Regions from separate parts of the Mus musculus genome. Here all the other regions are linked to region 1. Evidence: chromatin loops called from intact Hi-C (ENCODE). Cell type or tissue: heart. All regions are shown on one strand. Region 1 has its middle 52 kb from the start of Enpp6. Region 2 has its middle 8.2 kb from the start of Gm31111. Region 3 overlaps Gm16675 (predicted gene, 16675). Region 4 overlaps Gm31111 (a long non-coding RNA gene). Region 5 overlaps Irf2 (interferon regulatory factor 2). Region 6 holds the start of Irf2 (interferon regulatory factor 2).

The links. Peaks named below come from ENCODE experiments on the same cell type or tissue, not always from the same donor. Only the 100,000 strongest peaks of a DNase experiment are listed, where the experiment ranks them.
Region 2: it touches region 1 in a loop (3-fold over the local background); 17 of 42 quality-filtered maps call a loop at or near these places.
Region 3: a loop joins it to region 1, with 4 times the contacts of the local background. A loop is called at or near these places in 24 of 42 quality-filtered maps.
Region 4: it touches region 1 in a loop (4-fold over the local background); 17 of 42 quality-filtered maps call a loop at or near these places.
Region 5: a loop joins it to region 1, with 3.0 times the contacts of the local background. A loop is called at or near these places in 12 of 42 quality-filtered maps.
Region 6: a loop joins it to region 1, with 2.8 times the contacts of the local background. A loop is called at or near these places in 24 of 42 quality-filtered maps.

Annotation. Positions count from the first base shown.
Region 1 is chr8:46,932,751-46,936,750 of GRCm38, reverse strand. No RefSeq gene overlaps it. Among named protein-coding and RNA genes, the nearest start is that of Enpp6, 52 kb to the left of the region's middle. In heart, CTCF peaks have their summits at 445 and 1,660 (motif pointing left); DNase peaks (open chromatin) are centred at 540, 1,660 and 2,370; H3K4me3 peaks cover 290 bases; H3K27ac peaks cover 249 bases.
Region 2 is chr8:46,685,162-46,689,161 of GRCm38, reverse strand. No RefSeq gene overlaps it. Among named protein-coding and RNA genes, the nearest start is that of Gm31111, 8.2 kb to the right of the region's middle. In heart, a CTCF peak has its summit at 2,406; a DNase peak (open chromatin) is centred at 2,161; H3K4me3 peaks cover 1,148 bases; H3K27ac peaks cover 1,221 bases.
Region 3 is chr8:46,734,023-46,738,022 of GRCm38, reverse strand. Gm16675 (predicted gene, 16675) reads left to right here. Exons shown (of 3, transcript NR_045750.1): 2 at 1,680-1,751. Among named protein-coding and RNA genes, the nearest start is that of Gm16675, 3.5 kb to the left of the region's middle. In heart, a CTCF peak has its summit at 1,551 (motif pointing left); a DNase peak (open chromatin) is centred at 422.
Region 4 is chr8:46,669,243-46,673,242 of GRCm38, reverse strand. Gm31111 (a long non-coding RNA gene) reads left to right here. Exons shown (of 3, transcript XR_378937.3): 3 at 2,529-4,000. Among named protein-coding and RNA genes, the nearest start is that of Gm31111, 7.8 kb to the left of the region's middle. In heart, a CTCF peak has its summit at 1,558 (motif pointing left); no DNase peak of the experiment used is centred here.
Region 5 is chr8:46,843,774-46,847,773 of GRCm38, reverse strand. It overlaps Irf2 (interferon regulatory factor 2), which reads right to left. Exons shown (of 9, transcript NM_008391.4): 8 at 2,907-2,953; 9 at 316-1,860. The coding sequence ends at 1,552. Among named protein-coding and RNA genes, the nearest start is that of Gm39170, 15 kb to the right of the region's middle. In heart, no CTCF peak of the experiment used is centred here; DNase peaks (open chromatin) are centred at 1,733, 2,463, 3,073 and 3,203; H3K27ac peaks cover 1,717 bases.
Region 6 is chr8:46,739,569-46,743,568 of GRCm38, reverse strand. Irf2 (interferon regulatory factor 2) reads right to left here and starts at 3,824. Exons shown (of 9, transcript NM_008391.4): 1 at 3,633-3,824. In heart, CTCF peaks have their summits at 1,829, 2,466 and 3,999; DNase peaks (open chromatin) are centred at 1,958, 2,628, 2,808, 3,988 and 1 weaker place; H3K4me3 peaks cover 2,770 bases; H3K27ac peaks cover 2,510 bases.

The DNA of each region.
Region 1 (4,000 bases):
TGTAACTCCAGTTTCAGGGGATCCAGCACCTTCTTCTGCCTCTCAGACACACATGTGATGCACGGGCAAAACACTCACATACATAAAATAAAACAAAAATAATGATGAAAAATTAACCAGTCAAAAGAGGGTCTGTGGTAGAGTGTTTGGTATGCAGGGGGCTTGGGTTCAACTCGCAGCATAGAAAAGAAAAACAAAGAAAGAAATCCTTCAAGAAGAACTAGCTTGTTTTTATTAAATTTTTGTAACGAACACCAAATAGGCTTTGAATAATGGTTTCTCCTGTGGAAGGACCTGCTGTGAGTCCACACTGTGCACACAGCAGGGAGCATGGCCCAGGTCACCATCCAGTGAACGTCCCTGCTCACTTAGTAATGTGGGTAGCCATCCTGTGGAGGGTCCCTTCCCGGTCTCACTTTCCTTTCAACCCTGTAGATTCCAACACTTGGTGTCAGTATTGCCCCAAAGCCAAAACAGGATCAGGCTGGAAATTAAGAAAAACCCGAAAAGCTCTGGAGTGTGTTTTCAGATTCGAAGGCAGAACAGCGAACAGGAACCCTGTGAGTGCCATCGCTAAGCTGGTGGCTGGTCCCGCAGGAGCCAGAGCTGCTAGGGAACAGATGGGGAGGGCCCTGAGCCTGTCTGGGACAGGGGTTTGGCACTCTGGCTAAACTGATTGCCCCGCAGCTATCTGGCCCTCCTGGAGCTTCTTTCTCGCCCATGCTAGTACCCGCTTGTTAGGAACTTCCTGTGGTCCATCCTTGTCGTAGTAAATGCTTGGTGCCCACGGGTATGAGGGGAACAGCACGTAAACAAACATACGCAATAGAGAAAAAATGAAGGCCAAAGGAAAGCAGGCTGGTTGACGGGTTATGGGTTCTAGAATCATCCAGACACCTGATGTCCTCTCCCAGCCACTGGGCTGTCTCTTTCTTGTATTTCTTCCCATTTGCTGCTGCTCCTCCTCCTCCTCTCCCCCCTCCCCCTCCATCTTCTTCCTCTTCCAACTCCTCTACTCTTCTCTCCCCTCCCCCCTCCTCTAAATCATACTCGAGATCCAGGTAAATTTATGTTTGCTGCTTTATTGCTTTTTTTTTTTCCTAAGCCACAACTGCTCAGAGCTTGGGATGTCTATCACTTCTCACCTAGGTCTACACCAAGCCCGGTCCCCCTCTCCCTGGTGTAGAAAGGGTCCTGTGTCACCCAAGCACCTGTGCCTGCATTGGGAGAAGGCAAATGACACCTTCGTCATTTATAAATGCTGAAACCACAGTGCCCCTTTCTTCCCTCACTCCATTCCTCTCTCTCTCTCTCTCTCTCTCTCTCTCTCTCTCTCTCTCTCTCTCTCTCTCTCTCTCGTTCCCACGATGTTAAATCCATCCTGCCTACGGGATTTTTTTTCCCACTAATTGCACCACCTGCTTAGTTTTCTACCATTCTTCCTTGGTTTTCAAGGAATCACTTGCTTTTTTGTGTAGTCGTTCATGGGATTCAATACACGTGGCCATTTTCTTGATAGGAGCAAGAGAAAGGTGTGGACAAATCTTACCTTGGGGCTTTGCCTTGCACTGAGGAAAAGAACTGCGGCTGGGATGCAGCCTGTGGCTTATCCACCCCAGAGATCCGGGAGCAGATGTGAACTCTGCCCTCTAGTGGGGAAAGAGGGGGAAAGCCGCTACCCTGACCTCACCAAGACCAGACCACATCTACACCAATGGGAACCTCCTGAAGGATGATACACTGTGGATCCTTACGCCAATCCGCCAATCCTAATTTGGACCTGAATTTATGCCCAAAGGATCCATAGGAAGAAGTAAAGACGGGATTTTCTCTTAGGGGTGCCACCGACCCTCTGCCTCAGTGGGGAGATGCCTCATGTCCCGCTGCTGTGACAGAATGCCTGAGATAAATCAATGTAAACACCAGGTTTATGTGACCAATACTTTCAGAGATTTTTAGTCTACATTTGTGTCGGGTCTCGACTCCCCAAAAATGACAATCTGGGTTCGGCTCAGGCTTACTTGGGCCAGGTCAACACTTAGCATTCCTTAGAAATCTTGTAAAATGGGTTTCTGCTTGCCATGAAAACTGTTACCTTCTTATAAGCTCCTGCAGTCTCCGGAAATTGCATTGAGTTCCCTATTAACTTAAACAGTTCCCCAGTGGGTCAGAGCCCCATGCTCGTTCCCAGGCCGCTCCAGCTAACCCACCCTCCACCCGCTGCAACATGTCTCCTTCTAACTGGCAGGACTCTGCCGATATCCATGCTGTTTTCTCTGAATCCCAGGAGACAGCCTTGGTGGTTGAATAAACTGTTTTCCTTCACCCACAGAGCTGTCTAATTTTGGCAGTTTCACTTCGCCTTTGCTTACAAGTAGATGACACACATTGGTTCTAGGATGACGGAGGATGTGGGGGCGGAAGCAAGTGGCAGAAGTTGGAGTGGGATTCGCCTCATGGGAGCTGAGGAGCAAAGAGACAGAAGAAAACATTGACCCCCTTTAAGGACACAACAGCCTAACTTATTTTCACTAGGCTCCATCCCCTAATGATGCTACTATCTCTCAAAAGTATCAGAGGCTGATGACCAAGACAGCCATTTGGGAATATTGAATTTCCCAGCCATGAAAACAAATAGAATCAGGAAGTTGATAGTGCTTATAATGAATGCAGGGTTAGCTGAGAGAAAACTCATGACAAATATTAACATCCGTAAGCACGAGAGCCATTGACAAAATTTAAAACCCAAAGAAGGGGCCCAACAGGTAAGGTTTAAATAGCTTCCTCATAGGTGAGAGGCAAGTGGGGGGATGTTGTGGATAGTTTTAGAGATCCTCTGAGTTTTGAGAACGGAGAACAAGCCTGGAGAACAGTAGATGGCAAAAATTCCTCAGCATAGCAGCTGAGATGCGGAAGTTTGCCTCTGCCTCGTGATAAGTTGATTCTTCTTTGGCTGATGACATTTGAGTAAGTTTCAAGGTGACTTTGCTCCTCCTGGGTGACTCTGATTTTTTTAGGCAGATAATGGACTTCATAGAAACCTTCTCTAGTTGCCCCACCCCTACCTGTTCTGTTTATCCAGGGGCTCCTAAAGTCATCTGTACAAGTATCTTTTTTTTCCCTGAGCCCCAACACTTCTGTCCTTGAACAAAGGTCCTTTTCTGCAGTTCTTCTGGATTTCAGGTATTCTAATATCTCATGGGTTGATTATTTCCATCAATGATATTGCAGACAGTGATACTGGACCTTTCAAAAAATGTTTGACTTAAAGACCTGGACTTTGGGCTCTGACACCTGCTCAGGAGTTGAGTGCAAACAGTGCAGCCATTGTCTAACAATCTGCTCATTTCCCTTTGCAGCTGCTGTGAACATGTTATCTGTGTTATTTAGAATGTTGCTATTAATCATGAGATCCCCTTAGTGTATTTATCTAATTTCTTGATATTGGACAGCTGTGGCAACTTTTTAATATTTGTGGCACCAATTAACACAATGATAGACAGTAGTGTAGCTTAATCTTTATAATCATTTTTTAAAAAAAATTCTTTCAAATTTCATATATTATAAATTATTCCACATTCTTCATGGCAAATATACAGTAGATAATACTTGCATCTCCGATAGCCACTGTCTTCCCTAAGATTTCTATTGTTGTGATATAACCAAAAGGAACAGGGCAAAAAGGGTCTATCTTAGCTTACAGATTCAAATCAGAGCTCATCACTCACAGAAGTCACGGCAGGGACCCAAACAGCAGGAATCTACAGGCAGGAGCTGATGCGGAGGCTGTGGAGGGATGCTGCTTGCTGGTGTGCTTCCCATGGCTTGCTCAGCCTGCTTCCTTGTGGAACCCACGATCTCAGCCTGGGAGCGGCACTGTTCACAGTGATCTGGACCAACCCACATCAATAACCTATCAAGAAAATGAACCATGGGCCAGTCTGGTGGGGGCCTATTCTCAGTTAAACATTCCCCTTCCAAAATAGTTCTAATTTCTGTC
Region 2 (4,000 bases), 250 kb after region 1:
TTACCTTAGAGCAGGAGTTCTCAACCTGTGGGTCATGAGCCCAACATCCCTTTCACAGGGTCGCACATCCTGCATATCAGATATTTCCATTATGATCCATAACAGTAGCAAAATTACAGTTATAAAGTAACAATGGAAACAACTTTGTGTTTGGGGGTCACCATAACAAGAGGAACTGTAATTAAGGGGTCACAGCAATAGGGCATTAAAAACCACAGCATTAGGCCATTGAAAACCACTAACTTAGAGTTTCTGGCTCATGTGCCTGCCCTACAGATTTCAGACCCTCCAGTCCCAACAATTGTATACGACACTTCCATGAAACAAATCACCTAGTATGTTTTTCAATTATATATGTATACTATCATACATGTACATGTAAAGTTACTATATATATGCATATATATTATATGCAACTATACATGCATGCCATGTACCAAATATACATATGCATGTGTATAAATATATATATATATATATGTGTGTGTGTGTGTGTGTGTATGTGTGTGTATATATACATATGCATACATACACATATATACATATACACATATACATATATATATTTATATTGATATGTGTGTATACATATTTCTTACTGGCTTTGTTTCGGTGGGGAATTCCCACTGATGCGTGAAGTACTTAGCACAAGGGACATAAAAGCAAAAGCACACTGTATTAAACCTTAAGATGCCAACAGAGAGCTGTGACCGAGTCAGATGTGACTCACACAGGCACTGATATCTGACTTGTCTTCTCCAAGATCTTCAGGCCCTTCCTAGATTCTCTAGCTTCACTCACCACCCTTAAATCATGATAAACATGTTTTGTTTTGTGACAATGTTTCTCTATGTAGCGCTGGCTGTCCTGGAACTCACTCTATACACTAGGCTGCCCTTGAACTCATAGAGATCTGCTTGGCTCTGCCTCTGCTGGGATTAAAGGCAGGCACGATAACCACCTCGCTATCATCAATATTTCAACTTTTTAATGTTTTTATCATGTGTGGGTTTCTGCCAGTGAGTACAGTGGCCAGAGGGACCAGCAGAGGATAATGATCTCCTGTAGCTGGAGCTACAAGTTGGACCTCAATCAGTCCTCTACAAGAGCAACAGGTGCTCTTAACCACTGAGTCATCTCTCCAACATTTATATCTTAACTAGCATTTCTAGTTAATCTGACCTCTTATTACACAGTCCACATTATTTTTGTTTTAACCATCATCATATCATTATTAGCATCTCAATTTTAGGGTGTTTATGGAGAAGGAGCGTGTCCTTTTGAGTTGCTTTCACAAAACTATCAAGTACGGAGAGGAAGCATAGTGACTCACAGAGACTCCAGAATCAACAAACTAGGACATGCATCTTAAGCCCCCGACCCACCCATTTCCTCAACAGTGTCTTTTTATAAAGAAATGTATGCCCACTTTGAGTCACCTTTTTTGAATTTTTTAAAGTATGCTAGGCAAGTACTCTACCACTGAGCCCACCGCACTCACCCTTTAGCCCATTTCAATCTGAACTGGATGGGAATTGTAGTTCCTTAGAAATTACACCACACGCGCGCGCGCGCGCACACACACACACACACACACTTTCAGTTTTCCCTAAGTAGTATCTTCAAGACACATTAGTAGTAATAGGTTTTAAAAGATTAGAAAAAAAGGATTCCAGGCCAACACTAACAAAATCCTTAAAAACACCTGGTAAAGAAAGCACGCATACGTTTGCAGAATAAATTATCTGACAACTTATCTATAGTATTTTTATTTTTCACTAAAATGTCCGTGGTTTAAAGGGGGTGGGTGAAAGAAAAGAAAAGAAATGGTCACTAAACCACTATAACTCAGGATTGCTGGCCTGTCTCACTGATGATCTCTGACAAGTCCAAGGACTCGGCTGAATGACAAGAACAACAGCCAACCACCTGTAAGAGGACTGCCTGAAGGCGGAGCCAACGCCTCTCCCAGAAAGCAAGGTCTGTGCACACCAGAAAACGGGACAGATGCCGCCCTGTTATGGCTTGCTGTCCCCCTCTCCTCCCAGAAAAATACAAGCTAGTCCCAGTGACCTCCCAAAAAGACCCTAAATCCAGTAGTCAGCAAGGTTACTAACACTCCGGAAGTCCTTCGCAGGAAGTAAGGCTGCGCGGGCGGGGACACGATGCATCCTGGGAGATGTAGTCCACACTTGTGGCGCGCAGACGCAGTGGTAATGCAAGGTAGGCGTGCAGAACCCTGTGCGAGTTTAGTTTTCATTAATGATGTACTTTAAAAGGTATCAAAAAAAAGTCAGGTACTGGGGCCTAACGGCCTCGTTTCATATCACAGGGACAATCTATGAGTTCCTGCTAGACAGGAAGACTCGGTTTAGGAAGACAGTCCCTATCTAGTGGATCTGAAATAGATTGAGATAGCCCCCAAGTGGACAGTGAGGAGAAACCACATCTGTGCTATCAACAAACAGGTTGTTAAATCCAGGGAGGCAAGCCTTCCAAGGAGAGAAGTCCCACATCAGTCCCACTCTCTTTGAAATATAAGACTGCTATTGAAAATGTGTGTGTGTGTGTGTGTGTGTGTGTGTGTGTGTGTGTGTGTGTGTGTGTGTGTGCGCGCGCGCGCGCGCGCCAAAATCAAGATTAAAAAAGGTACCATCTGGAAGCTTAAACAGCAGAATGTTAAGATTAAGTTTTGGATCAAGAGATTACATTTCTGTTTCATGCATTTCATTATTTGGAAGGATAAAGAATCCCTTTTAGGTAGACTATGTCAAATGTAAAGCAAAGCATGTAGAATACATATTTTATACACCGGATATTTTCTACCATGTTATTTGAACATAATTTAAATTCATTCTCTCTCTCTCTCTCTCTCTCTCTCTCCTTCTTCTCCTTCTTCTTCTTCTTCTCCTCCTCCTCCTCCTCCTTCTTCTTCTTCTTCTCTCCTCCTCCTCCTCCTCCTCCTCCTCCTCCTCCTCCTCCTCCTCCTCCTCCTCCTCCTCCTTCTTCTTCTTCCCTCCTTTTTTTCTAATGGAACAACTCAGGAAAAAAAATTCTTTACAACGTGAATTCTAATTGTTGATAGCACTTGAACTATTAAGGATTTGTTAATATTATGTTTGTACTCTATGAGTTTGCTTAACTTGTTCTTTATTTCTTGTGTATTTTTTATAGATCCTTTAGGATTTTTTTCTTAATATGGACAACCTCGTCATCTTCAAATATAGTCTTTTTTATTTTTTCCAGCATGTGTGTTTTATATACTTTATTGCCTTGTTGCAATAGTTGGGACAGAAATGAGGGCAGTCACTACTGGCTTCTTCCTCGGATATAAAGAGAGAGCCGTTCAGTCTTTCCCAGAGGACTGGGTATTGACTATGGATTTGTTGTTATTGTTTCTCTGTTGTTATTGTATCTCTTTTACAGATATCCTAGGGGTTTTTTTGTTGTTTTTTTGTTTTTTGGTCTATTTTTAGGTTTCTGAAAGTTCTGAAAGTTACCGTCTAAGCTTGGTCAAATTCTTTTACTTGAAATGGTGGTGTGCTTTTGGGGTTGTTTTTGTGGTTGGTAGTGTTGATGTTGATTGACACACTTAGTTATATTGCTTGGTTTTTCAGAGTTCAAACAGGTCTTTCATCCCTAGGTTGAACACGGGGTAATGTTATTCCCATAAAATAAGTTAGAAGATACTTCCTCCTCTTTTCGTTCCTGTAGTTGTTTATGTACAATTTGTATCATTCTGTCTCCTGTTGATGCCATGGTTCTTTTCATGTATCAGTTTTGCTAGACTCACAGGACCCAGATATTTGGTCAAATGTTATAAATGTTTCTACTGAAGGTTTTTTTTGTTTTGTTTTGTTTTGTTTTGTTTTGTTTTGTTTTGTTTTGAGTCCTTTTGGTCTGTTTTTCTGCAGAAGTCTAATCTGTTATCTAAGCTTGGGGATTACTTTTTGTGACAGGGTCTCTTAATTTAGTTCTGGGCGATCTGGAACTCAGTAAG
Region 3 (4,000 bases), 200 kb after region 1:
TGGGGATTTGAACTCAACTCCCCATTGCTTGCTCAGCAAGCCCCCTTCCCCCATCTCTGCGGCCCCTTTTGTTGTTGTTTTCTTTGCTGTTGCTGTTTTTTATTTTTGCTTGTTTGTTTGTGTGTCTGGGTTTTTTGTTTGTTTGTTTGTTTTGTTTTTTGTTTTTTTTCTAGACAGGATCATCTTAGGAAGTCTAGGTGAACCAGAATTGTTTTCCAAGCTGTCCGGGAACTAACAACGTTCCTGCCTTGGCTCTTGAATCCTGGAATTATGGGCCTGTGCTATCTCTGTTTATTTTAATCGGTGTGCAACCCATTGTCTTCTCTTCCCTAGAACAGGGAGAGGAAAGGCCTACATAAATAGCCCCTCCGGTCCCCATCCACACGCCTTCTTTCTGAGCTTCTTATCTCGGTTCAGCATCCTTCATGTGCAGGCCGAAGGAACGACAGAAACAATGAGGTCTGGTGGGGCCAACCGATGTCTCTTCCCTGCTATCTATGATAGGAGCTTCCTCAGAGATGAAAACTCAGGGGAGCCAGAGAGGACCATGTCCACAAATCTCTAAGAGGCATCCTAAGGCCCTGTATCCGTGAACAGAGGCTAGTCCTGGAAACCCCATTGCCAGGCACAGGGAGCATCCTGTCTCCGTGCTTTCCTGACGATTGGCTTCCCATTTGTGTCTTCACTAGATTCTCCATCAGGAAACAGTCCTGCCCGCTCTAAGTGCACCCCAATCTCACTGTTTCAGAAAGAGCAATGCCCTACTTATGTGTGGTCTTTAACCACACATAAAAAAGTTTTCTTGGACTGTTAATTTTTTTTTTCAGTTCTTGATTCCTTCTTTCCCACACGGTCTAGCAATCCATCCATCCAGTCCTATCAGTACACATCCAGTCACAATCAATCACAGCCTAGTTACAGGTCCATGCAACCCCCCAGGGTCTCCAGATGAGATGGATCATGGCAGTCCCTGAGCACCATGCCCAGTCACCTCCCTTGGGTTTGTCCACGTCAATAGACACATGGTTATCCAAATCAAGCAGACATTTTCTTCCCTTCAAGCCCAACTCGTGTCCTCTCTGCCCCTCAGAAGCTCATCTGGAGCTTACAGAATAGAGGCCATCTTGGTTATAAGGCACGTGAAATCAGTTTAATGTGGTAGCAGACTATCAGCTAGCCTCACGTGTTACCAGCTCAAGTGCCTATATCCCCACCCCCTTGCAAACCAACAGTCTTTTCCTTAATTTGCAGAATGTCACAGTCATTCTCACATCCCTTATTTGTCATTAGCCTGGGGCCCAGCACATAGAGGGTCAACTATTTTTGAATCCACAATTCCTTGCTCTTATCTCTGAGTTCGTACGGAATAGTCCAGACTTTCTCAGCGCATTTGTTTTATACTTCAATAGCATTTTAAAAGGTTGGTTGAGGGGCTGGAGAGATGGCTCAGTGGTTAAGAGCCCTGGCTGCTCTTCTAGAGGTCCTGAGTTCAATTCCCAGCAAACCACCTGGTGGCTCACAACCATCTATAGTGGGATCTGCTGCCCTCTGCTGGTATGTCTGAAGACAGCCACAGTGTAGTCACATATGTAAAAATAAATAAATAAATCCTTTAAAAAAAAAAAGGAAAAAAACGTTATTTTATTTTTATTTTGTGTGCATGCATGTTTTGCCTGTAGGCATGTGGATTCTGTGTGTGCCTGGAGGTCAAAAGAAGACGCAGATCTCCTGGAACTGAACTGTGGATGGCTGTGAGTTTCCATTTGGGTACTGGAACCTGAACCTGGGTCCTCTGCAAGAGTTGTACGTCCTCTTAACGGTTGAACCATTAGGCCAGATCCCATTAAGAACATTTTAATACAAATGTAACATTAGATGGAAGTCAGAAAACATAGAGAAGTTGAAAGAAAATAAGAGTTGTTGGGCGTAGTAGCAAGCATCTGCAATCCCAGCATTTGCCAGGCTGAGGAAGTCTGAGTTCAAGGCAAGCCTGAGCTACATAGGGAAACCTTGTTTAAAAAGAAACAAGGTTGAAGATGTAGCTCAATTGGTAGTATTTTCTTAAAGTAAGCAAAGACAGGAATCTGTCTTATTTACATCCACCATGTACATAACTGTATACACACACACACACACATACACACACACACACACACACACATACGGAGGTGGAGTCCCGCAATTTTATCCTCAGAAATAGACCTATGGATATTTCTATGTGCTTCCCATTCGTAATCTTTCGAATGTGCCATTTCCCATCCTTGTCTGCTCATGGTTTCCTGGTGCAGTCTGCACTTCCCATCCCCCGCTGGGCTTCTGTGACATCGTTCTGTCCCGTTCTGTTCCGCTTCTTGGCTGGCTCTTCTTTTGCTGCCAGCCTCCTAAATTATGGTGTTTCCAGGCACCCCGTCTCCAACCCTCTTATTTTCTCATTTTATATGTTTGGGTTTTTTTTTTTTTTTCTCTTTGGGCGCTCTCATCCACGCCCAGAGCCTGAGATATCACTACAGATGGTCCTGAACTTAACAATCATTTACTTACAATTTTCCAATTATGCAATGGTACAAAAGCAACAAGGACTCAGTAGAAAGCATACGGCAAATTCTGAATGTGGGTCTTTTCCTGGACTAGCACTAAGCAGTATAATACTTTGTTGCCATGTTGGGCAATGGCAGACCTTTTCATCTCCCATTCAACCACAGGGCCACCCTGTGAAACAACCCACACACTGCAATGTCCCAGTTGCTACACTCTTTCTCTAAACTAGGTATGTCAATAGCATTTTAGGATACAGTGCTTCCACTGGTAAATGTGTTTATGGGGGTCAGGCACCTTACAAGTTGAGAAGCATCCATATTTGGTGATGATTTCAAAATAAACTCTGAGCTACTGACATATATCACTTCCTAGATGCCAGTGAGATTCATATATATTCCAAATTCAGGTCAATACTCACACTAGGAAAACACAGACCATCTCAAGCCCAGGCTGCCTTGAAGTCAGGATCCTCCTCGCTTGGCCTTACAAATTCTGGGATTACACTCTTAAAGTACTCATAACATCTTTCCCTACAAACGCATATTGGTCATGTCATCAGGAGCCAGGAATCTGGGAAACATCACAGCACCGCCCCCTCACCAAACACACACACAACTAGTTTGAGCCCCTGGGGCTCCCTTAGACATAGGTACTGTTTGCAATTTTCCAGGCCCTTGAGCTCATAAAACGTAGGATGAATAGGACCGTGTTCTTACGCCCTTGATGAAATGTCACTGTAGATCAGAGATATAAATATGACTCAGAACATCCACATGGTACTGATCCACATAGTCACAAAATATTTCTTGACTCTTTGATGATGCACACACACATACTCATACGCATGCACACACACATACTCATACGCATGCACACACACACATCTCTGTGGAAAATGAATCAATATAGAAAAATACAGTCTTTTTGGTAGTCTGTGAGAAGAGTACCATTTGCGTTATAGTAAAATTAGAATATATTCTCAGGGATTGCATTTTTCATTTTATCTGCAGAATGGGCGTCCTACAGGATCTCCCTGGGTGTGTGGATAGGGATCTCTTCAGGAGAGTTAGGACAATAGGTATTTAAGCAGGGTGTGTGTAACTCTCTCTATGAGTACATCTTGGCAAACCAGAGAAACTGAAGACACACTCAGAGTGAACCCCTTTTTAAAATGGACATCTAATTTATCTTACTGATAAAGGAGATACTTTTAATAACATCATTACTCAATTCACAAATACGTGCTGGGCGTCCAGAAAATGCTACTTAGCACTGGCTATATAGCAATGGACCAAAGGAACCAAAACCACAGTCATCTGGAACACTTTTTTTTTTTTTAAATAGTCTAGTCAATTACCATGTCGATTTCCAATATAGCATCCCCGGAATGGCAGGGACATGGCCTCTAGCTATTATCACAGGCCTTAGAATTGCACATCACAGTTGTAAGAAGGTGTACTGT
Region 4 (4,000 bases), 260 kb after region 1:
TTTTAAAAATGGGGGATACAGAATAGGGTTCTCCTACCCTGAGTCTCTAGCACCACAGAATATATTTTTGGCTCAGCTTTAATTTTCCATTTCAGCCATAGTGAATGGACAGTTTCCTTGGAGCTCAGACACCCCCCCCACACACACGCTATCAACATCCCTACTCAAGCCAAACTTTCTGCCTAGGAGCTGAACCCAACGTTGTAGGAGTATGCTTGCTCTCAATAACAGCCCAGAAATGTGGGGAAGTTAGAATGTCAGAAAGAAATCTACCAGCATGGGATAGCAAAGGATCATGGGTACTTTTCCTTGTTGGTCATGTCACACTTCCTGCTTTCGTCCTCCTGATGTTAATTCCCCAATAAACAACCAGTTCCGAGTGTTCACTTCAAGCTCTGTTTTAGAACCCCTAAGAATAAACGGGAAGAGTTGGTCCCCACGGCCTCATCAATTTGAGTTCTTCCCTGCGACTACTTGAAAGGCTTGGGAGATATGGCCTTCTTAGAGGAAGTGTGTCACTTGGAGTGGGCTTTGGGATTTCAAAATCCCAGGCACTTCCCAGGGTCTCACTCTTCCTACTGCCCTCGGGTCCATTTGTAGGGCTCACAGCTACTTCTGTTACACCAAAATCAATGATTTTCTTTATAAAAGTTACCACAGTCATGGAGTCTCCTCACAGCACTAGAACAGAGACTAGGACAAGACCTTTGGTTATTTCCCCCATCTTTGATCTAATTTCCTTTTTTATAGATCCTCACTTTCAAAAGTGAGTTCCAGGGCAGCCAGGGCTATACAGAGAAACCCTGTCTTGAAAAAAAAAAAGCAAAAAACAAACAAACAAACAATTTTCTGAATGATCATTGCCTGCCTGCTCATGAAATACACACATGGATCAGAAGCCAGGTGGAAAGAGAAGCTGTTACTAATTTTGATATCAGAAATTCTAATAAAGGCTCATCTAGACCCTTGTTACTCTTCACCTCATCTGATGACAGGTACAGCAGATTTCTCTAGACAGTCCATGTTTCAAAATTTTGACCTGATATTTTTGAATGACTGATAACGTTATTATCAGTTGGACCTTTGTCAGCATTTAAGCGTCGTAAAATACAGTGACCACGAAAGGGGAGACAGAAGAGGGTCCTGAGGACTCTACCCCAGACTCCGGTTCTATGTGAGTGGATCCATCACTCCTGACCCGGAGATGAATCTGGTCATTTAATATTTATTTCCACACTGTAAAACCTCAAGACAGAATGGTGTCAGAAAGTGGCTCAACCAGGAGTAAATCATGTGTCTCAATGTTGGGAGAAATCTTAGACTAACCCATCAATCAACAGATGAGAAGCAACCAACCCTGCCATAGAGTTATAGACTAAGGTAATCTATAGAACAATAAATGTGGGAAACCCAATGCTAAAACTTTCAGGTATATCATAAGCATTTGTCATTTAATAGTACCTTAGTGTTTAATGTAAAATAAGGGGCTATTTTTTGTTATGGACATGAAAGGTTAGAGTTTATTTTATTATCTATGGCTCCCCCTCGTGGTGGAGAGAGGATGCACAGCCAGGCGGGCATGAGAGCCTGTGCCTGACAGCTAGTTGTCATATATCATAATCAATAACTTTATATACCTAGACATTAGAGTGTTGTCTCTACAGTACAGAGTTATCTCTATGTACAGAGTTGTTAAAATGTGTTTTGAACATATTCCAAATTATTCAATGAGTATTTATTGAAATTAATCATGTTAACTATGAACATCAGGCCAGGACATTTGTGTGCAGAGATCAGCAAGGCAGGGTCTTGGATGGAAGACAGTCACATTATTTCCCAAGAATGACCCAAAATCATATATATATATATTATATTATATGTATTAAATATACAATATATATGTATTACATATACATCTGTATATTGATACATAATATGATATAAAGTATGTTGTAGCCTTTTTAGTTCTGCTCTTTTCTACCCCTGCACCCCAGTTGGCAAAGTTTCAAAAGTTCAGACTAGAAGCAGTAACTCCTGCCCACAACCCTACCTCTTTTTTTTTTAGTTTTTTTAAATTTATTTTTATTAGATATTTTCTTTAAATACATTTCAAATGCTATCCCAGAAGTTCCCTATACCCTCCCTCTGCCCTGCTCCCCTACCCACCTACTCCTGCTTCTTGGCCCTGGCATTCCCCTGTACTGAGTCATATAAAGTTTGCAGCACCAATGAGCCTCTCTTCCCTGTGATGGCCTACTAGGCCATCTTCTGCTACATATGCAGATAGAGATATGAGCTCTGGGGGTACTGGTTAGTTCATATTCACAACCCTACCTCTTAAGAGGCAGGAGCAGGTGGGTTTAGAGTTCAAGGCCAACCTGGACTTCATAGTAAGTTTTCAAGACAGCTTGGGCTACACAGTTAGATACTATCTCAAAGCATTTTATTTTATTTTATTTTATTTTATTTTATTTTATTTTAAGGAAAGAGTATGTGGTTTCAGGACACTCCATTCTTTCTTATTACAGGTAAATCAATACCGTGCCTGTCACAGCTTCTTCCCCGCCCTCCTCCTTTTGGATGCAACGGCTGTTCTCTCTCAGTTTGTGGGGAGTTACTCCAGAGCCTCCTCCTCCAGGGTACCAAATCTCGGGCTGGCTTGGTTCCTTACATAGAATGTCATGGCATTGCCCAGGACCTTGGGATAGCCTCCAGATACTTCAAATCATCTCTCCATTGCGTTTGTGTTCCTTACACCTGTACAGAGTCAGTGCTGTGTGAGTCATTGTTGTATGCTTAGAGAATGGTGCCAGGTTTTTTTTTTTTAAAGCCTATGCATGTTCAGTGCAGATGCAACTTCTACTTTCAAATATGTTGACTGTGATACAAACTGAATCTTGGAACTCAGCATGTGAAAATACAGAAGATCCCCTGCACCCTAAAAAGAATAGTGTCTCTATCAAACATACCCTCTCATGCCTGAGGTCAGTCTGAGATGATAAGATGTAATACTCACTGGAAAATTGTACCATACCCTCCAAAAGTCGTTAAATTTACTCTGTGAAGAACCAGAAATGCACAACCACATAACAGAGGCAAATGACTTCATTTTATTATTCATGTATTCCTAAGATCCTGCAATACCGTCAACTTCTCCATTTGCTGATATCCGTGTAGTAACAATAATATCATTAATATCATCAAACCCAAGAGACATTAGGAAGGAAATGCTAACCCAGGGATGCTTGGGTTGGTCCCATATAAAACAGCGAAAGGTGTAAACTTTCAGGGGCTGGAGAGGTGGCTCAGCAGTTAAGAGTACTTGTTGCTTGTGACCACTTGTAACTCCAGATCCAGGGGACTGGACTCCCTCTTCTAGCTTCTATGAGCAGGAATTCTTGTAGTTTACATACCTGCATACAGCAGTTATTCACATAAATAAATCTTAGAAGGGTGGTGGAGAGGGAGAAGAGCAAATGTTCACAATGCCCAAAGCCAGAGAAACTGTTTGGAAGTATGATAACGAGGGAAGGACTACAAGACTATCTAGGAGACAAAGTTGTGAGGAGAAAATGGATGGAGCAGGTGAGCTTTGCAGGTCCCATACAACACAGAAAACAAAGAGGAGCTGGGCTTAGCTGAACGTATCAACACAGTATTAACAGTAAACCTCCCACCCAAGTACTGCCAGACTCAGACGTCCTTAGCTTCTACTCTATTTTGATTCTGTTGCTATGGCAAATGCCATAACCAAAAGCCACTTAGGGAAAAAGTGTTTTATTTTCCTGTGAACCCGAAGCCAGGATTGCTTGTTATTTTACACAGCATTCCCTCAGATCAGGGAACCCACTCAGAGCCAAGGCAGTGCAACAGAAACCACAACAGATCACTGCTTCCTGGCTCACAGGTTCACCTTTGGTTAGATAAGGGCTTACTTAGTAAGGGCTTCCTTACACAGTCCACCTGCATAGGGATTGATGCTGCCCACAGTGGGCTGAAC
Region 5 (4,000 bases), 89 kb after region 1:
GTAGGTAACATTAACCCATTAATTTAGAGTATAGAGTCTTCATCTCAGATCACGATTTCTGCCTTGTGGAATAGTGATAAACACCCTTTCTAGACACATCTGTGATGAGCAAAGACGGAAACTCACGTAGGACATTCTGCACAAGGCCCACTGCTGTGGGAGGAGGAATTATTCACAGCCTTACCATAGGACCCTCCTCATTTTCTTTGTGGTTAGCAAAGGAAAGCATGCCGGTCTCCAAGAATAAACACTCTGTCAGCTTTGATCCATGATTACGCTCTAAGTAGACACACATAAAGCCAGAAGTGATACCCATTAAAATCTTTAACTATATACCATATTCATTTATTATCAATCCACAGGATAATTTGATTGCTACATGAGCTCATAAAAGTTTTTTTTTCACCTTTACAAAATTAAAAAAAAAATGTGCCACAAGGGATGTAATAACAACTGCTGATGAACAGGAAAAGGAATCTTAAAATTATAAATTTGCTGTAGAAAAGATAAAAAACAATTATATTTTATTTAGAATTTTTTTACCTTGAATAAAATATTCCCCTTGTATAAAAAAATAAAAAAGCTTGCTCTGGTTAGAATTAGAGTATTTTCCGTCTTCAGATCTGGGAATTTGCATAATATTTCCATGACAGTTTTCCTTTGTACCGCGTGCCATTCAAGCATAGCAGATTAGAAAGATTTTTTTTTTATTATTCAAGCAGTCTTAAAATGGGACAGCGGTGAAGAAACTCATTTTCTTCTCCTCCTCCTCCTCCAAGATGTAGAGCCTTGCCTTTGAGGAGAGGAAACTGGAGGAAAGGAACAGGGTGGGATGGGGTAGGCTGGGCTGAGGAGAGAGGCGTGGGTAATGGGCTAGAATGGAGGAGTTGGGGAGGAGTGGGGTAGGTGGTGGGCTGGGATAGAAGGGGTTGGGAGGGAAAGGATAGGTAAGAGGTTGTGATGGGATTGGTTGGGGGGAAGGGGCGCATAGAGGACCGGGATGGAGGGGTTGAGGAGGGAGGGGTGGGTAGTGGGGTAGTGGACACAGAAGGGGTCGCCGAGTGTGCTGTGAAGGAGAGCAAGATTACAAGAAGGCCTATTGTAAGTGCTTCAAGATAAGGTGCAGAAGCAGCCCGCGACATTGCTCGTACTGCCCTATGTACATATTCACAAGAATAAAAAAATTCCAGCTAGTTCACATTTTCTCCTCCGTTCTGAGGCATCCACTCCACCATGCTGGCCTTGACCGTAGGCAACGCAGCACCTCCACTGCCCGTGTGGCTGTTGGTCCTTGAACTTGAGGGAGTAGCCCTGGCAGATCCAGCAGGTTCTAGAGATACGCATCTACCGAGGGGGGGGGGGGGCTGGAGTCCTGAGTTAAGAAGAAGCTCCAGCTCTGGAGTTGGACACAGCAATCAATAATCTATCGTCAAGGCTTTCTCCCTTAGATGTGTCTAAGATAGGTATCATAGAGAAAAAAAATAATATAATACAAACAAAGAACAACACAAAGCTAAGAAATCCCAACAACCACCAGGGAGAGTCAAAGGCTTAACAGCTCTTGACACGGGCCTGGGTGATATCAGATGTCTTCTTGATGACACTGGCCCGGGTCTCCCGGTCTGGCCGACTGCTGCTGGGCGTGGGGGTCACTGGGGCAGGAAGGGGAAGGTCTGTAAATGGGGGCCAGGAGCTGTTGTAAGGCATCGGACAGCTATCCTCTTTGATGGTGACCTGCAGATCTGGCTTGTTGGAGGTGACAAAGGTCGCCATGCTGGGCAGCAGATAGGTGTTCCGTGTCCCCATGTTGCTGAGGTACTGCTTGCCTTCGATGCTCCTCTTCCTCCAGTGTGGTCTCCCCTTTCAGAGAAAACAATCAAGATACATTGCGTTCTTTCCCTTCCGCTGAATGGCATAGGCAAAACAATGCCTTCTCTTACTTTTCAAGTGAATGCCCATGAGCTGTCCCTGGTCAAGACTGTTCTACAAAGACACGGAACATGATGGCAGCTTGGCTCCTATGCTCAGCCTGTCCAGGCTTGGTACTGGGTAGTGTCCAGACATAATGGATGGCCCAACCTAATGAGTTACCCTGCCTTTTCAGAGGAATAGAGTAAGGAGCTTACAAACAGCAAATGCCTTTTGATTGCTTTTTAAATGGGTGGAGCTGAGACACGGGTTTTTTTTTTTTTTTTTGAGCCACAGTTGGCCTTACTGGTTGCCAAGCAGAAAAGGGATTAAAGGTCCTTGAAGAAACCAGATCATGAAATCAGTCAGCATGGCTGCCTACTGTCCTCTCAGAATTCCCAAACTTGGAATATTAGGAATTCTAACAAACATCAGCTTCTCCTACAACCAATCCCTGTTCTCCCCATCAGCTTTAGAGCCACTTCCTGCCATTGTGTGAGCCTGGCTGGCCTAAGAGGGAAGCCGGAAGCAGGTGGGTGGGGAGCAGAGACTGGACACACACCCTCTCTGCGGGGCCACTGAGGAAGGGACCGAACTGTGAGGAGATCGTTTTACTCAGCTCTTTCTGTTCACTTGCTTACTTCTTTCTGTTCACTGCTTGGGCTGGGTAGGCCATTCTATTTCTGTTGGCAAATCAGGATGTTTACAGCCAGAAGAATATCAACATTTCCTGGCCCTGACTTCGAGTTCCTCTTCCTGCCATGTTATATTGATCTCTCTTCTGAGGGTCACACTGTGCTCCCTCAACCCCGCCCAGCACTTCATTTTAAGATTAGACTAAAAAGCTAGGGTGAATTGTAGGATATGGATGTTCTCTGTCTCTCTCAGTTTTTCTGTCTGTCTGTGTCTATCTGTCTGTCTGTCTGTCTGTCTGTCTGTCTCTCTCACACACACACACACACACACACACACACACACACACACACAAACTGGCTTACCTCTGCGTTCTCTTCATCACTGGCCACACTGTCGGTAGTTTCGCTTTCTGTATAGAAAGAAAAACAGTCTTGTTGCTCAAGCTATTTTGAGGCTGCAGGAAGTGTCTTTAAAACCTATGCCAGCACTTCAGAAATACAAAACTACATGTACCCTCTCCCTCCACTTTGTAAGGTCAAGCACTTCCACATGAAACAAGCTGGAGTGAATTTCAATTCTCTGCTTGATCCTCTAAGAGGAGTGGGCTTTGGGGCTGAGGAGGAGGCTCACTTTCCAAGGCTATGCTGCCAGAGTCCCAGCTTCCCAGGGTGGAGTGCTGTGCCCAAGGCACCTCCTCCCCACTGAAGTTCTGTCCACAAAAGCACACCATCTTTTCTTCTAGTCCATGTTCTCTTGTCACAGGAAGTCCAAGAAGCCTTCCTGTATCTCTCCTGTATCATCCTCCTCTTAGATTTATAGAGATCCAGCTTCCACTGGAGTTAAAGCAGGTGACCATGTTGTAGATGCCCCAAGCCCTTCGCTGAGCCTTTACTGTCTTTGGGACCTGTCCTCCTCAGTTTGGATAGGAGCTGTGACTTGCTTTTAGCCAACAGAACACATCAACGACGTAACTATTATATGAGCAAATTCATGTCATCGTGTAAGATTCAACCTGTCTTTCATGGATACTCTCTTGCCTGCTGGCAGTGTTAGGGAGGCCCACATGGCAAATTTAAGCTAAGGGCTGCTTCCAGATAAAAGCTAGCAAGAAATTAGGAATCTCTGTTCTTCCCCACTTGCAAGGAATCCAGTTCTGGCCAATGCTTCGTGAGGCACTGGCTCAACAGCTGAGTCTCAGACGAGTTGCAGTACTAGTTAATGCCTAATGACAGGTTAGCAAGGCTCTGCTGCAAAGGACCCAGCTAAGCCATCCCTGGATTCCCAACCCAGAGGCTGTGAGTTTTGTACTGTGGTAAGCCATCATGTTTAGGGCTGTACAGCTACATAGCAATAGATAATATAAACCCGATTGGACCTGCCAGCTATGTGACACAGAGAACAGTTCTTAACCAGAGTGAGCTAAAGTTACCTGCTACCTTCCAGAGAGGATTAAATG
Region 6 (4,000 bases), 190 kb after region 1:
TCAGTTATCCCCACATCATTTGGTCTTCATGGATACCAGTCAACTGTTCTCCTAGCAGGCCAAAAAAAAGAGAAAAAAATTCACATAATATTTCACTGCTAAACATTTTTGATACTTTACATATAATAGTTATCCAAATGTGTAATTCTTTGCCATGATTTGTGTACCCTCAGAGGCACTGTCCTGTCCTGTTGTGATTCCTCACTTTTATTTTAAAGACAAGCTCTCAGCCTGTATCTAAACTTGAACTCACAATCCTCCTGCCTCAGCCTCAATGGGATAAAAAGTATGTACCGGGACACTCACCTCTCTAATATTCGCTTTAACAGTAATCTAACAGAACTTAGAAAGTCAATACATGACACATTTGTGGGTTACTATAATTTACACAATGTTCTTCCACACACAGTATCACAATTGTTCCCCCAAAGCAGCCCGGTAAGTAGAATACACTATTCCCTTTCTTAGACCAACCCCCAGAGGTAATTACTGGATTTATTTTTGGTTGTTGTCAGCTCACAGCTAGAATGCAACTTCTGTAGAACTTGAAGAGGCTATCTGTCCTTCACGGTTCTAGTTGGGTTCACAGAGCCTGCCACTGTGTCTGGTAGTTCATGGCCCACAAATATTTGTCAAATATATAAATAAGTTCTCCAGATTGCGCTAAGGCCTGTTTGGCAGGAGGCAGATAAGGGATCTGCAATAAAATTCCCGGTGTAGTTCAGTAGTCTATTTGCCATTAAAAAAGGGGGTGGGGTGGGGGGAAAGCTGGAAAAGAGGATCCAGATTTTACCGAATAAAGCTGAGATTAAAAGAGTGGTGCACTTGGATATGTGAGGAAATCAATGTGCGTCAAGGGACTATCCAAAGTTTCAAGTCTTCCACTCTTAGATTTAAACAGCTTTCACTCGCTCTGGTATATTAAATATTTACTTAATAAAGTATTTCAGGAGCCCATAGTTCCTAGAGCCTTCAGGACTTCATGTCAATTTCTCTTTTGCCTCAATTTGCTTCCAATTTGATTACAAGTCCTCTTTTTTTGTTTCATGAAGATGCCATTTTTACAGGTTAAGTCATTCTGAAACACGTGCAACTCTTCCTAACTTTTGCAGGTCAAGGGGGGGAAAAAAGACCACTCATTGAGAATGAAATATGTAAGTGTTTAATTTTAAGAAGCAGTAACAAATCATAACAGGCAAGATCTCTTGGATCTAAGCACAAGACAAAATCTAACTTCTTACGCAACAAGCTAGGCTATAAATTATAATCATTCACCAATCACAGTGACGTTCCGGACTTTGCCCCATCAATCAATAGATGCTCCAACGTTACCCCTTAGAGATGCCAACTCAAGCCTGAAATATTCCATTTGCTTGAAGCTGCCTTAGAAAAGCCAAATGCCAAGCTTTTATTGGTTTCTATTTTTGTGACACACGCCACCCCACCCCCCAAAAAAGAATGAGAGTTGAGAAAAATCAGAGACTCCTGCACTTGGGCGAGTGATTAAGTTAAACAGGGCAACCTCTAGGGCTCTGCCCTAACCAAGCAGTGTGCATCTGTCTACCATGCAATCAACCACCTTCTAAAAACAGTAGGCTAAACAAACGGGTCCCTGCACCTGCCCTTAAGCACCTTAAGTGCAGGCTGCTAACTTCAAATGTTACTTGCAGTCAGTCGATATAAAAAAAAACAAAAACAAAAACAAAAACAACCAACAAACAAAACTAATAAATGACTTCAGGCATGACAACAAGCTCCCAAGCTCCCGTGATTCCTGAAAATGCACAACAGGAAATGTAACTGTCCTCCACCCTCAGGAGCCATTCATCAAGAGCAGCCCGGAGTCCCAGCCACAGGGAGGCGAGTGGCAGAAAGCTAACCCCAGGACTACTTTGCCTCCCTGGTACAGACACAACCAAGGAAGGACAAGGAGTGCCCACGCGGGAGGGAGGAGGGGACAAGAAACATGTCCCCCAAGTTTCAAACACACTGGGCTTAAGGACCTGCAAACCCGCTCGCAAACGAGTGACAAGGTGGCCTGCCAATCCCAGGGGTCTTATTTACATCCGACCACCAAGGATCTCGCCTCCACCGACTGATCCGGGCGTCTCACCTGGGGCCCGAGCACAGTCCTGGCTCGCGGCGGAGGCTACTAGCCTCCTTCCCTTCCCTGCTCCTAAGGGGCGAGGGACTGAGGGTGGCAAACGGTCCGAGAGCCGGGGCCCAGCGGACAGCGTCCGGGGAGCCGGGGCCCTGAGCTCTCGCGAAGGCTTCCCGGGCCGCTCAGGGGAGCCGGCCCCCAAGGCCGAGCGACAGGGACTAGCTGGGCACCGCGATTGGCCGCGGCCCGCATCGCTCGCCCAGAGAGCCGGGCCGGCGGGGCGGAGAGGAAGTGGTGGCTGCCGCTCTGCACCAACCATGTTCGGCCGGCGGGCGAATGTCACCCGGCGCCCGGAGCGGGTCGGAGGGCACAGGGCGGGCACTCATTCCCACCACGTCCCGGAGACCCCAAGCGTTCGTCAGCCTCACCCCCAACCCCATGCTAGCCCGCCGGGCGCCGCTCGGTCCCCGGAGGTTCCCCGCCCCCACACCTCGCCCGTTCCGTAGCCAAGGCGGGTCGGGGCCCAGCGCGCCAGGCCGGCCCCGGGGGCGCCCGCGGGGACCCGGAGGCACTCGCAGCTAGGCCGCGCCGGGGTGGGTGACCCCTGAGCGCGGAGCCCTCCGGGGACGCGCCTCCGAGGCGCCTCACGCGCTGGGACAAGTGCAGTGACAAAGCCCGGAGGCCAGGCCAGACGCTGGCCGGCGGGGAGGAGGACGCGACGTTCCTGGCGTGTGGCGGCGGCCCAGTCCCCAGGAAGCCGGGCGCGCCGGCCAGGCCCGCGCCCAGCCGCGCGCGGAGCCCGCCCGGCCCGAGTGTCCACTGGCACCAGACGCCGGTCACCCGACCCCAAGCCCCGCGGGCGAGCGCATCCTGGGACCGCCTTAGGGCAGCCTTCAAGTTTACAGTGGTCACTGCCCGGGCACGGGCATCTAGGGACCGCGGGTGCCAGTCTATTTACACCAGAGACCGCCGGGAAAGAAGGGCCGCTGGGCACCGAGAAGAACCCGGTTCCCTTCCTCGGACCTGGTGGCGACAGTGTCTGTAAACACTCATACACATACAACACACACACACACACACACACACCAATTTTATTTTAAATGAGGCCGGACTCCAACGGACCTGTACCCACAACACACGACACCTGGAGCGCAGAATCACACAGAGCAGATCTGTGTCCATGGAGCCACCTCTTCTCATCTGCAAATCCAAAAGTGAAATTAAACCTTCACTAACCTCCTCCTCCTCCCTCTCTACCTCCTCCTCTTTGCAGCCTCAGCAGCCCCAGTACCAGCGGCAACAGCAGCAGACCCCTGCTTCCCCTAAAATCAGATGATCCATAACTGCGCCGACTCTTCCTCCAAAAATCGGTATTAATATTTATGAACCCCGGCATTTTTCCGTCTGCAAAACATCGTGTCAAAGCATCAGGACGCACATACATACATAGCTCCTCCTGTCCCCGTCAACATGCCCTCGAGAGAAAACACACGCACAGCCACAACTATTATTTGAAAAAAAAAAATGTTACCTCTCAATGTGCTTTTTTTTTTCCACGCTACCAATACAATCCCGCAAGGTGTGAGTGTTGTTAGGGTGTGTAAAATGGAAATGAAAGCCCGTCAGTTGAATAATCGCAGGAGCAAAACTAAAAGTTAGTCCCCGGCTTGCCTGAGAACAGTCCAGATCGAAAGCAAAACAAGGAGAGGAAACTGCGAGGAGCCGAGGCTGGAAATCCCCCCCACCCCCGCCCTCTCCCGGCCCCGCTCCCTCCCTCGCTCCCCCTCCGCCCTCCTCCCTCCCCGCCCTTCCTCCCCAGTGTTTGTTTCAAGCTTGTGCAACCCGGAGGTGGAGGCAGAGGGAGGGCTCCAGCCGCCAGCCTGGAGGTGCGGAAGTTCG